Linked DNA regions of Homo sapiens: region 1 is linked to region 2. The links are chromatin contacts, found by Hi-C or POLR2A ChIA-PET in ENCODE. All regions are on one chromosome and are shown on one strand. Each heading gives the region's core, a stretch centred on a gene start or an enhancer-like site at or near the end of the contact. The rest is flanking DNA. Distances are from core to core; before and after follow the strand shown. Region 1 overlaps LOC105376368 (a long non-coding RNA gene). Region 2 overlaps LINC02660 (long intergenic non-protein coding RNA 2660).

Region 1 (6,136 bases), core at 2,062-4,561, 240 kb before region 2:
ATTTTTTTAAAATACAGATAGATATAGATGTAAGTATAGCTATATCTGTGATAAATGTCCAGAAGAGAAGTTGATAGAAATGAATTAGGAGGAAAAATATTGCACTTTAATAAAATGTGGATGATTACATATATTCACTGAAAGCTTGATTAAAAATGCATAACAGAAGAAAATAGCTAACAAATTGTTAAGAATAAAACCTCAAGAAAAAAAAATCCATTGTCTGATTTTGCTGACACTGACCTTGTATTATTAATACTTAAGTCCAATTTGTTGCCTGAGTGGGCAGTGTTAAACTAGGAGCCAGCAACTCTTGGTAAGAATTTCTGTGATGAAATACCACATGAAATATAACATGAAATGTCAGTGATAATGTTTCAGAAATTAACTCAGGAATTAGCAGGTACTTGCACAAACTTGAGGGATCAGCAAGAGCGCATAATATCGATGCCAGGCTTTCTTTCACCTTCTCCATTTACAACCAATTAGTGCAATTTTGAATTTATAAAATGTAATTGAAACACATTCAAAATTCCTTCAGGAAAATAGTACATACACTTTCCAATGTCCACCCCCTCCTTTCTGTTGTCAAATGGCAATAAATGTCATGTAATGTCTTCCTGTTTTTTATTTATTTGGAATAAAATTAATTTTTTGCTTTTTCTTCTAAATTGTTTTCTAATTTACACAAGGCACAGAATGACTCTGAATCAAGATTGGCTGCATTTCCACTTCAAATTGTACAATGTAGAAGACATTGTGTGCATTGCACAGAAAACATGAGTCAATGATAGAGTGTTATCTTCCATATAATACAAAAATATTTTTATAACATAAGTAATGTCATCCCAAGTAGCATCTTCCGTATAAAAATGCTAAAACTGGCAATGTGTTTTGAAGGTTTCTGGCATTTATATTATATTTGTGTAAGATATTGCTGAATACCACATTTCATTTTCTTCTTTCTAAACTTTAACAGATAATCCTGTTTTCAAAACAAACTATCTACACATATTTCCATTAGTGAAATAGGACTCATCTTCTGTGAAATCCAACTTTAATTATAATCATCAAATACATATTATTTTAATGTTTTTAAAACGTAAGAAAAAGCATGCTTTACTTCAAAATCAGCAATGCATAGAGATTTTTAATTTTTCTTTCATTTTTATAAAAATCAGTTGCATATTTGAAAGCAATTCGTAAGCCCTATGGGTTTTTTGGAAAGCGCTTTTATGATTGTTGTAAGAAAATGTTCTCCATGTCAGTAACAAATGGCTGTCATGGAATTTTGGCAGCAAATGTTTCAGCCGTCCACATGAAATGGAGGAATATTTCTCCACTGAGATTAGTTTCTGTTATACTGTGTTACTGGAGAGAATGATAATGGAATTTCTCTTCTGGGCTTGTCATGGATAAAATATTGTATCCATTCTATCACATGAAAGGGAGGAGTAAGATTAGACAGTATTTAAAGAGAGTGGCTTCCAGGATGGAGTCTTCCAAGGAAAATGCAGGGTTCCTGGTGATGCTTTAAAAAGGGATCTTATTGGAAGGCAGCTCTGTCTCACCTCTCAGGACAGTGTTTTTACAGTAAACCTGGAGACATTTAGTGTTAAATGACAAAATGTCAAATAATATGGCCACAGATCCATAGATTCAGGTCGAATTCTCCCCCAAAAGAAAACAACATACTTATACAGGGACAAGCATGACCATACAATTAATATGTAATCATTATGAAGGTTTAAAAAGGGGATTAATTGTATTTAGCCAACAATGATGAAAGGTGACCCCAACATCTTGACTCTGGCTTGCTTTCTCTCCAACCTGGTGAACGCTTCATCTTAGAGGAGCACAGTAGGTCTGCACCGCCCTGTCCCAGACTAAGTGGGGGTGACTTTGGACACTGGGCATGTGGTTCTTGGAGAGATGACATGTCACAGCAGGCTCAGTTGGTTCCAGGTATATACACACATGTGCGTGTACATACACATGTACACGCACATGTGCACCTATACACACAAATATGTGCACATACACTTGTGTACACACATATACACACAAGTATGTGCACATATGCACATGCTCACACATCCACATATATACACAAATATATGCACATACACATATGCACATACACACACATCCACACATATACTCACAAATATGTGCACTTACACATGTACACACATATACTCACAAGTATGTGCACATATGCACTTGCACACACTCATGCACACATGTACACACAAGAATTGCACATAGCCACATGCACACACTCATGCACACATGTACACACAAGTATTGCACATAGCCACATGCACACACTCATGCACACATGTACACACAAGTATTGCACATAGCCACATGCACACACTAATGCACACATGTACACACAAGTATTGCACTTAGCCACATGCACACAAAGACAGGCAGGCCATTTCATGCCACCTTCTTCTAGACTGTCAAGGACACAGTTATTTTTTTTTCATCCAGTTTGGCTTCTTCATCAAAATATTTTTAACAAAAAATTCATGATTCATCTTTTTTAAGTTTCTTTTTTTAAAAAAATTTCAGTTCCCCATTCACTTTAATCTGGTGATTTTTCAGAAACGAATGAACTAGCCACACTGCATCTCCTCTCATGCCAATTGTCCTTGGAGTCTTTTTTTTTTTTTAGAGAAGGAGTCTCACTTTGTCTCCCAGGCTGGAGTACAATGGCACAATCTCGGCTCACTGCAACCTCCGCCTCCTGGGTTCAAGTGATTCTCCTGCCTCAACCTCCCGAGTAGCTGCGATTACAGGCACATGCAGTGATGCCTGACTAATTCTTGTATTTTTAGTAGAGATGAGGTTTCACCATGTTGGCCAGGCTGGTCTCGAATCCCTGACCTCAAGTGATCTGCCCGCCTGGACCTCCCAAAGTGCTGGGATTACAGGCGTGAGCCACCGCGCCCAGCAGTCCTTGGAGTCTTTGATCTGTGCACTAAAGAACTGGCAAAGCCAATAATGTTCTCTCTCCCTTTGAGGATAAGAATTCTTTGGTCCACCCAGAATTTGTGTGGTCTTGCAGCTTCTAAAAACAAGTGGGAGGAAGAACAATGAAAACCTAGACACTGCTGTTTACCAAGTGTTCTTTGAATAGCATCCTGATTGGCTGCACACTGGTTTAACTTTCCCTCTTTGAAACTTCTGCTTCTGAATCACCAAAATAACAACCCGAACTTGGTGTTCTAGGGCCCAGCAGCAGCCTGAAGCCCTGGCCACTGTCTGTTCCCCTTCTTATTCCACATTTCTCTGTCTCCCTCACACCATCTGCTGAACTCGAGTCTGAGGGGACACTTATTTCTAAACCCAAGTCATGTCTATGGTAACAGAAGAAGCTGAGCAGGGGCCAGCTGAAGCTGTTGTCACTCATTCCTCTCAAGGCTGGGGTCCCTCATCTCCCTGTCCTACCTTCTATGGGTGTAAGGTTGCAACTCAGGCCCACATGGAGGTCTGTGGAATAATCTTGGATGTCCTCCTCCAACCCTCAGCTGTCAGGTGGCCTGAGCTGCTCCAGGCCAGTGGTTCTCAACCTTGACAGCCCGCTATAATCCCAATGTCCAAGCCACACCAAGACAGGGACAGGACACATGTGTCTGCACTTTGTTGTCAGCGTCTACACATGCCAGCTCTGGAGTCAGACAGGCCTAACTTTAAATTCATGCTCTGTCACTTCTGAGCAAGCAGCAACTTCTGTCATGATGCAATTATTCTCTATGAAAGTGGTTCTACCACCTTAAAAATGGAAAGATTAACTCACGAGTTTATAAATAACAAGGCTTAAAACAATCCAAAATATAAAAAACCGAAAATGAGAGAGAATGGATGGGGAGATATATTTTAAAATACCAGTGTATGTAAGCGGGGTTTCCATAAATTCAATCTAACCATGGACATATTCAAAGGCACATGGACTTGTAGGAACATTTTCTAGAAAGTTTAAGTGCAGAATACGTGAAGCCTGTCAGAAAGTTTAACAGCACACACACAAACACAACAAAACATACTTGTTGTTTTCACTGGGTTTTTGACAAAATCATTTTGGGCAAGGCGTGAAGGTGACATGGGGCAGACAGAAAACAAAATTGCTCTGTTCCACGGTTTTTAAATCTTCTTCACCAGAGAGAATAACCTCCCCAATTGGGAGAGGTGAGGTTAACCTGTTCACATGGGCTGGATCAGGGCTTGCACGTCAATGTTTCCAGAAACACAAGGCCCTGTGCTGCCTCGGGAACCTCCACGTGTGCAGGAAACTGACGATTCTTTGGGAAAGGAAGAAGTGCCACAGACTGGCTGTTTTCCTGATTTTCACGGAGAAATTCTGGTGTTGAGCCTGGACAAAATTCTACAGCAGTTTATGACGCACATACAATAATTTATTGAGGTTTGCAAAAAACAGAAGGTTTTGCTAAGAATGTATGTAGAATGATCACTCTTTTGAGATCGCAATACCAGGCATGCAGCATCATCTCTCCTTCTTTTTTTTTTTTTTTTGTTTTGTTTTGAGATGGTCTCGCTCTGTCACCCAGACTGGAGTGCACTGGTGCGATCTCAGCTCACCGCAACCTCCGCCTCCGAGGTTCCAGCCACTCTCCCACCTCAGCCTCCCCAGCAACTGGGATTACAGGAGCATGCCACTATGCCTGGCTTTTTTTTTTTTTTTTTGAAGCGGCACTTTTTTTTTTTAGTAGACGGAGGGTTTCACCATGTTGGCCAGGCTGGTCTCCAACTCCTGACCTCAAGTGATCGCCGGCTTTGGCCTCCCAAAATGCTGGGACTACAGGCGTGAGCCACTGCGCCTGGCCAACATCATCTGGTAAGCATATTTTTCTTAGATCCTACATGGTGGTTAGCTCAGATTCAAGGCATATGGGCGTGGTGCCTGGCCGCCCTCTGTTGGCAGAAACCAGTGAGAGGGAAGGAAGAGGCTCTGTTGGAGTGACATGGATCTTACAATCCCAGGGTGACCCCTGCCTGGAGGCTGCCTTGTGTCAAAGTGCTCTGATTTGGTTCGGGTACAGGGTACCATGAGTGTCCGGGATGGCAATGACTAGGCTATCACAGCAGGGCAATCTCCAGAGGAAAGTGTCTCAGGAAGGAGATAGCATGGCCACACTTTAGGAGGCTGGGGAGAGGACGTTTCCCCTGGGTGCAGTGATGTGAAAAGGGCTGGTAAAATCAGAAAGAGCCATATTCCGGGGGGCACAGCAGGAAGGCGCCTCTGGACAGGAGATGGACAAGAGGACACTTCCCAGCGACGATGGCAGAAGGAAAGCAGGTGTCGACTTTTTCTCTCGTCTGAAGCAAAAGAAACAATTATGAAGGGATTTTGTTGAAGACACAAACCTGTAATGAAAGGGATAACGCAAAAGGTAAAAACATCATCACACTTAAAAAAAAATTCGTAAGGTAAAAACATTGGCACACTTCAAAAACATGGTGAAATTTTTATAGATTTAAGGGGTACAAGTGCAGATTTCTTCAAAAAAAATCTTAAAAAGAAAACATGGTGGTTGTGCAAAACATAAACCCACAGAGAAAACATGAACCTGCAGTTTTAGAGAAAACATAAATCTGAAGAATAGAGAAACATATTTGGAAGCTATGCATCCAACAAAGGTCCAATCTAATCTCTAGAATCTACAAGTAACTCAACTCTACAAGAAAAAAAGCAAATAACCTGATTAAAAATTGGGCAAAGGACATGAACAGACATTTTTCACTGCACGGCAGTGAAGCCTGGGCTTTCATTGTACCCATCACCCGAATAGTGTATGTTGTACTCAGTAGGTAATTTTTCAACTCACACTCCCGAAGCCTTCTACATTTTGGAGTCTCCAGTGTCTATTATTCCACCCTGTAGGTGCATGTGTACCCACTGTTTAGCTCCCACTTAAGTGTGAGAACATGTAGTATTTGACTTTATTTCTAAGTTATTTCACCTAGGACAATGGCCTCCAGTTCCATCCCTGTTGCTACAAAAGACAATTTCATTCTTTTCATGGCTGAGTAGTATTCCATGGTATATATACACCACATTTTCTTTATCCAGTTATCCAATGGTGGACAGTTAAGTCAATTTCCTATC
Region 2 (6,086 bases), core at 791-3,290:
ACATATTAGGAGAGAAGAGGTTGACATGGATGGACATTTTTGAACTGATGTTAAAATAAAACATTTGATTCCTTTTTCTGTACCTTTATGAATGCAGATGAACATACCCATTGTATGAGTCCATTCTCATATTGCTATAAAAAAATACCTGGGACTGGGTAATTTATAAAGAAAAAGGTTTGATTGGCTCACGGTTCCACAGGCTGTACAAGAAGCACAGTGGCTTCTGCTTCTGGGGAGGCCTCAGGAAACTTACAATCATGGCAGAAGGCAAAGGAGAGGCTGGCACATCTTACATGGTTGGAGCAGGAGGAAGAGAGAGCAACGCGGGAGGTGCCACACATTTTTAAACAACCAGATCTCACAAGAACTCACGACGGGGATGACAGCACCCAGGAGGATGGTGTTAAACCATGAGAAGCCACCCCCACAAGAACTCACATAGGGACGACAGCACCCAGGAGGATGGTGTCAGACCATGAGAAGCCAACCCCACAAGAACTCACGATAGGGATGACAGCACCCAGGAGGATGGTGTGAGACCATAAGGAGCCACCTCCATGGCCCTGTCACCTCCCACCAGGCCCACCTCCAGCATTGGGGATTACCTTTCAACATGAGATTTGGGTGGGGACACAGAGCCCAACCATATCACCCCCTCCTGTCTTGAAATGCCAGGGCTCCCTCCCCAGCCCCACCTGAAGGCAAAGTTCTAGAACCACCCTGAGACAATGAGCCAGTTGCTTCAAATTGAGCATGAAACCACTCAGCGTCCAGAGCAAAGGAAATACATAAAGTGCCTAAATTGGCCTAATGGGATCTTAGTAATCAAATATATCATCATCTGTACATTTTCCATATTACGGTGGGAACACTTTGTAGCCAGCCTAGCTCCCCTCCTGTTCCTGTTAGAATTTTGTTCTTAGAATAAATTTACATCCGTCCCCTGGTGCCAGGGTTCAGGCTGTGTTGCACTTTTCATTATAAGCCATGTTTACCGAAGGTTTACAACTTGGCTGTAAAAACCGGTTGGCACCGAAACTGGAAACTTGGCATGAACAAATTGGCATAAACATTGGCCGGAAGCAGTTTTTCTATCTAAATCTGAGAAAAACAGACTAGGTCATTTTCAAGTTATTTGTGTTATTCATGCATAAATAAAATGAAGCTTGACAGCTTCAAACAGTTGTTTGCTTTTGCGCTCTTCAAAAATAGATTGGATCCAAGAAAAGTAACATTTGGTAAACAAATACTCCATGACGGACTGTAGAAAAAACGAAAGGAAAAAAGAGTGGAGTGCAGTACATTAAATAGAAAGGGAAGATGGAAGCGTTTCAAAAGTCACTTTGTGTCAGAAAGTGGAGTCAGGAAAGGTATTATTAGGTGATTATGTGGTTTCTAGAGGCAAATTTAGAGATTCCTCTGGACTCTAAATTAATAGTGTAAACAAGCAGAGAGCAAGCTTTCAAATAACATAATTTATTTTTTTGAGATCTGAAGCACATCTAAACAACACAAGCTAACTAAATAGATGATGTTCAGGCAAGGAAGAACCAAGTGATTTCTAAATATGTTTTCTAACAGCAGTAGGCTTGGCCTGTAAAACAAACAAACAAAAAGTTTAAAAACTGGGGGAAGAAAAAAACAAAATATAAATGATATAGTAAAACATCTTGGTTGAAAACAATAGCATCAATGTCTGATCTTTCCGCTCATCTATGTATCGAATTAAGTTTAGAAATGCAATTTGTGGGTTTTGAATTCCAGCAGCCAGTAGCAGCTCTCTAAAGAGGGAAAGTGATGGTGCCGACCGCTCCCCAAAGAATGCCTTTTTGGCAAATTTAAAAGTCAGCCTTGACGTCAAGTGACTCCTGAGAAGGCTCCGCATTGAGTTCTGTGAAGCGTGGGCAGATCGGACTTTCACTCTCAAAACTCTGTCGGGGGATGACTACAGACACAGTTTAGGGCAAAATAAAACCAAGCCAATTCAAACAGAAAGTAAAAATAAGTCAGAGAGGAAAGAATGTGGAGGATGGACCAGGCCTGCTGGGGCCCGCGCTCTGTAACAAGCGCCCCTTGGGGAAGGAGTTGTCTCACAGGCTTGCTTTTTATTGATGTTCCTTCCTAACGGTTGTTAGCAGCAGTTAAATCCATATGGTTGTTCTTGGCAAAATGGATCTTGTCCTCTATTTGTAAAGTCTTGTTTCACCAAACTATAGGCAGAGTAATAGAATTCTATCATTGGAAGTGGAAGAATTTTCCACCTGGGGATTTCACCTGAATGGCACCTTTGGCCATTACCTGGCTCTTAGGATCAGCATGGTTCCATCCACGTGGTAATTCAAGCTAACAATTATCTTGGGACACATCTCAAAACTATTAACTCCCCAGAATGATCCACAGTGTTGATTCTCGGGTGGATGCTCCCAGTGTTTCCTCCTTCAGAGAAAGCTATGAAATCACTTGTTCACCCTAATATCAAGATTGTTCCAGCTGGTTGCAGTGGCTCACGCCTGTAATCCCAGCACTTTGGGAGGCTGAGGTGGGCGGATCACATGAGGCCAGGAGTTCGAGAGTAGCCTGGGCAACATGGCGAAACCTGGTCTCTACTAAAAATACAAAAATTAGCTCAGCATGGTGGTGCCTGCCTGTAATCCCAGCTGCTCAGGAGGCTGTGACAGGAGAATCGCTTGAACCCAGGAGGCAGAGGTCAAAGTGAGCCGAGATCGCGCCAGCCTGGATGACAGAGCAAGACCCTGTTTCAAAAAAAGAAAAAAAAGAAAAGATTGTTCCGATAGCAACTATAGCAATGCCATGTCATTGAGGATTCCAACTTGTCATGTGCTTCCTGGATAGGGTTTTACACCCTAGAGAGTTCTCTTCCACATTGAGAAGTATGAATAAACACATGCAATGACTCCATTGACACTATTCTTTAGAGATGAAGAAATTAAAGACCTAGGGCACACTATCGGGGTTCCACAGACCAGAGACAAAACAACTCAGCAATTAACAGGCCTCACAGAAACGAGTTTGGGAACCCCTCAGCATTTCTGCAGAATTTGCAGTTATTTCTAAGTATATTCCCTCCAGGTGCACGGTTAGCTAATCTTACCAGTCCCATAGATTCCTTGAGGGACTGGTTTACATCTTATTTTTGTATTCAGTTCCTAACACGGTGCCTGACACTCCAGGGCTTCAGCAAAATACTGATGCTATGATATGGGTAAGCGTTTCTATCTATAAATAGAGAGAGAGAGAGAGAGAGAGGTGTTTTGGTTTTGTTTTCTTTTAACAGACTGGGGAAGAAAAATGTTTGGAGGCTAAAATAAAATTTGCACCAATCAGCGTAAATGAGTGAGTTGTCTGGAAATGCCACATTGTAGATCTGAAATGCCATTATCTACAGGGAGCAGGTGCCCTCAATTGGGGACTTGATACAGTTTGGCCGTGTCCTCACCCAAATATCATCTTGAATTGTAGCTCCCATAATTCCCATGTGTTTTGAGAAGGACCTGTTGGGAGATAATTAAGTGATGGGGCCAGTTTCCCCCATAATGTTTTTGTTTGGACACTATGATCAGAGAGAACTGATGACTTCTACAACAGTCTGCTCTTCAGCTCAATATTCCACCACCAACAGACCTTGGGTTTTGGGGAGTTAATGGGGCACTCAGATGATTGCTGATGGAAACTCCAGGGGAAGTAAGGGTGGGGAAGAAGTGTAGCTTGTAAAAGATTTCCCATCTTTTAGTCCTAAACTTTCAACTGGGGGAAGAATATTACATTTTAAATCCAACCCACAGAAAGGAAAATTCATCAAAATCTCCAAGCCGAATGGGATCTGCGACCCTTTCCATGAAGACTGATCAGATAGGCCTGGCGCAGCTTTCTGCTCTGCTCCCAAGAGCTGTGCAATGTGTGGTCCTTGGGCCATTCCTGCTGCATAAATGTGCATTCTTTGTATTGGAACCCAGAGTGTAGGAACTAGTCGCTTTGACAGAGAATGAGGCTGGCCCTGCATCCATGTTAGACATTGCTATCCTTTTCTTAAGGTTTCTTCATTGTTACATAGTACATCTTGGGAAAGGAAACAGAAAGCTAACTGCAGTGTTAATTCTTGGAACTGGCATGAAAACGAAGAGGAGAAGTGACACAGCGAAAGAGCTTACGTTTGGGAATCAAAGACCTGGATTCATTTTCTACCTCTGTACTTGCAGGATTTGTGCAAGATTTTGACCAATTACTTAACGCATCTGAGCCCCAAGGATCCTGACCATAAAATGAGGCTACTTCTTCCTACCTCTGGACAATGTACGGATTGGCTGGGGGGCAGAAGAAATTGCCCTGGATGTCCTCTTTCCTTTCTGGTGCCTATCTTCCCCACCAGCAAACTCGGCGGCCTGGACCTCCAAATGTATCCTGACTCCGAGCTGGGTGATTTCTTTTTCTTCCGAGCCACAACCATCTCCATTCTGGACGGCATCCATGTGCTCCGAAAGCTCTCCTGCTTCCTCTCAGACTTCCCAACCATCTCTTCCCCAGGGCACCCGTGGGATCCAACGGCATGAACCTCATCACCTTATGCCTACTGAAGGCCCTGCTTGTCTTCCTAATGCTCTGCAGACAAAAGAACCCATGAACACCCAAGCAGAGGCTGGGCCCTGCCCGGTTCTGGCCTCCCTCACCCCTCCCCTCTGCCCATGCCCCCCCACCCTCCCCTCTGCCCATGCCCCCCCACCCCTCCCCTCTGCCCATGCCCCCCGTCACCCCTCCCCTCTGCCCATGCCCTGCCCATCCTGACCTTACGCCTTCAACTGCCCTGAAACACACCAGGTGCCCTCTGGCCCCCTCTGGCGCCAGCTTCCCCTGCCCCCAGCCCTTGCCACAGGCCTCCCATGCCTGGCGCTCCCAATGTTTACTTCTCATGTAGAATTTCTCCTCCTTGGAGACGTGAGATTGAGTCTTAATCTTTCAAACCAAAGGAGCCTCCACACCTCTCTCCCCACCAAATGCTTTATCCATTTCCTTTGTATCACTCACCTGAATTCTGTTTGTATTTGTCAGTGCCCCCAGAATGAAAGTGCAGGGCCCTACATGAGCCCAGAAGCTGCTCTTCCCCGAAAGTCTGGGAGAGAAGAGGCTCCTGGAGGTTTGTGAAGCCCACCTGCATGGCAGGTGTGACAGCCGGCAGGGCCCCTCCTGCACCCCGTCCCTGTGCCCCGCCTGGTGCCATGAAACCACTGGACAACTATGAGACGATTGAGCTCGTTATTATAAAATCATCACGTTTTTCTACTATAAACTTATAGTAATATTCCAGTTTAGACAGAATGAAGAGCATCCAGAGGAACTGAACAATGAGCTCCTGAGATGGACCGTGATTCCTGCGTGTGGCTTGGGTGTCGCATGGCAAGATGTGCACACGAGCAAGCGACGGTGAATTGTGAACGCTTCTGGCAAGTGCTCTGGCTGGACTGTATTTTCAGAGCTTTGTAAATCACCTAATTCCTTTTGCATAAGAACATTAATGATGCGAGGAGGCCAGTTACATTTTCAGTTATACTTTGTTGCATTTTAGAGGGAAATTATCTATCATGGTTAAATTTGCAAAGCTGGGTATTGCCAAAGGTCATGGGGATTTGTGCCCCACAGCAGGAAAGGCACACAGTAGAGCCAGCTCTTTACTGCCTGTCTGAAGGGTGACTTGGTCTGTTACCTGGTTTTGGTGGCATCCCCAGGTTCACAGCCAGTCTGCCTCACTTCCCCTTACTGGGTGCGTGGCCTGTGGACAGAGGGTGAAGACACAGATGTGGAAGTGATGGAATCTCAGCCTCGAGACACCCTGCACCAATGCCGGACAGGATGAGAGAGTTGTAGGCAGGAACGAGTCCAGCCAGGGCTGCGGGAATGACTCTCAGGATGTGACACAGCTTTCCATATCACAAAATACAGGAGAAAGCTGTGCTTTGGGTGGTACAATTTACGAGGGGTCCAATCTGTTAAATGTAGAATGCTTCAGTCTTATTTCTTGGCTGCTTTCTCACAAGAAGAGCTCAAGGATCGCCACCTGGCAAAGCTAAGAC

What was found. Hi-C counts contacts between places; a loop is a spot of excess contacts on that map. ChIA-PET counts read pairs that join two places held with the same protein, here RNA polymerase II (POLR2A). Pooled maps may share reads with other maps.
Region 1: a pooled map shows a loop between it and region 2 (3-fold over the local background). The contact joins two enhancer-like sites. A Hi-C loop is called at or near these places in 1 of 37 single-sample maps with no recorded cell type and 8 of 50 pooled maps. POLR2A ChIA-PET finds 5 or more read pairs at or near these places in 2 of 52 experiments (Panc1 and activated CD4-positive, alpha-beta memory T cell).

What each region holds. Positions count from the first base shown.
Region 1 is chr10:4,173,183-4,179,318 of GRCh38, reverse strand. It overlaps LOC105376368 (a long non-coding RNA gene), which reads right to left. Exons shown (of 4, transcript XR_930587.4): 4 at 4,862-5,346. Among named protein-coding and RNA genes, the nearest start is that of LINC00702, 68 kb to the left of the region's middle. Within about 2 kb of position 3,311, at least 2 of the 41 ENCODE cell types and tissues checked have a DNase peak (open chromatin) inside an H3K27ac peak, as active enhancers do.
Region 2 is chr10:3,931,190-3,937,275 of GRCh38, reverse strand. LINC02660 (long intergenic non-protein coding RNA 2660) reads right to left here. Exons shown (of 3, transcript NR_183984.1): 2 at 4,304-4,620; 3 at 1,464-1,597. Among named protein-coding and RNA genes, the nearest start is that of LINC02660, 22 kb to the right of the region's middle. RefSeq lists enhancers at 1,753-1,802, 1,823-1,872, 1,913-2,102. Within about 2 kb of position 2,040, at least 27 of the 41 ENCODE cell types and tissues checked have a DNase peak (open chromatin) inside an H3K27ac peak, as active enhancers do.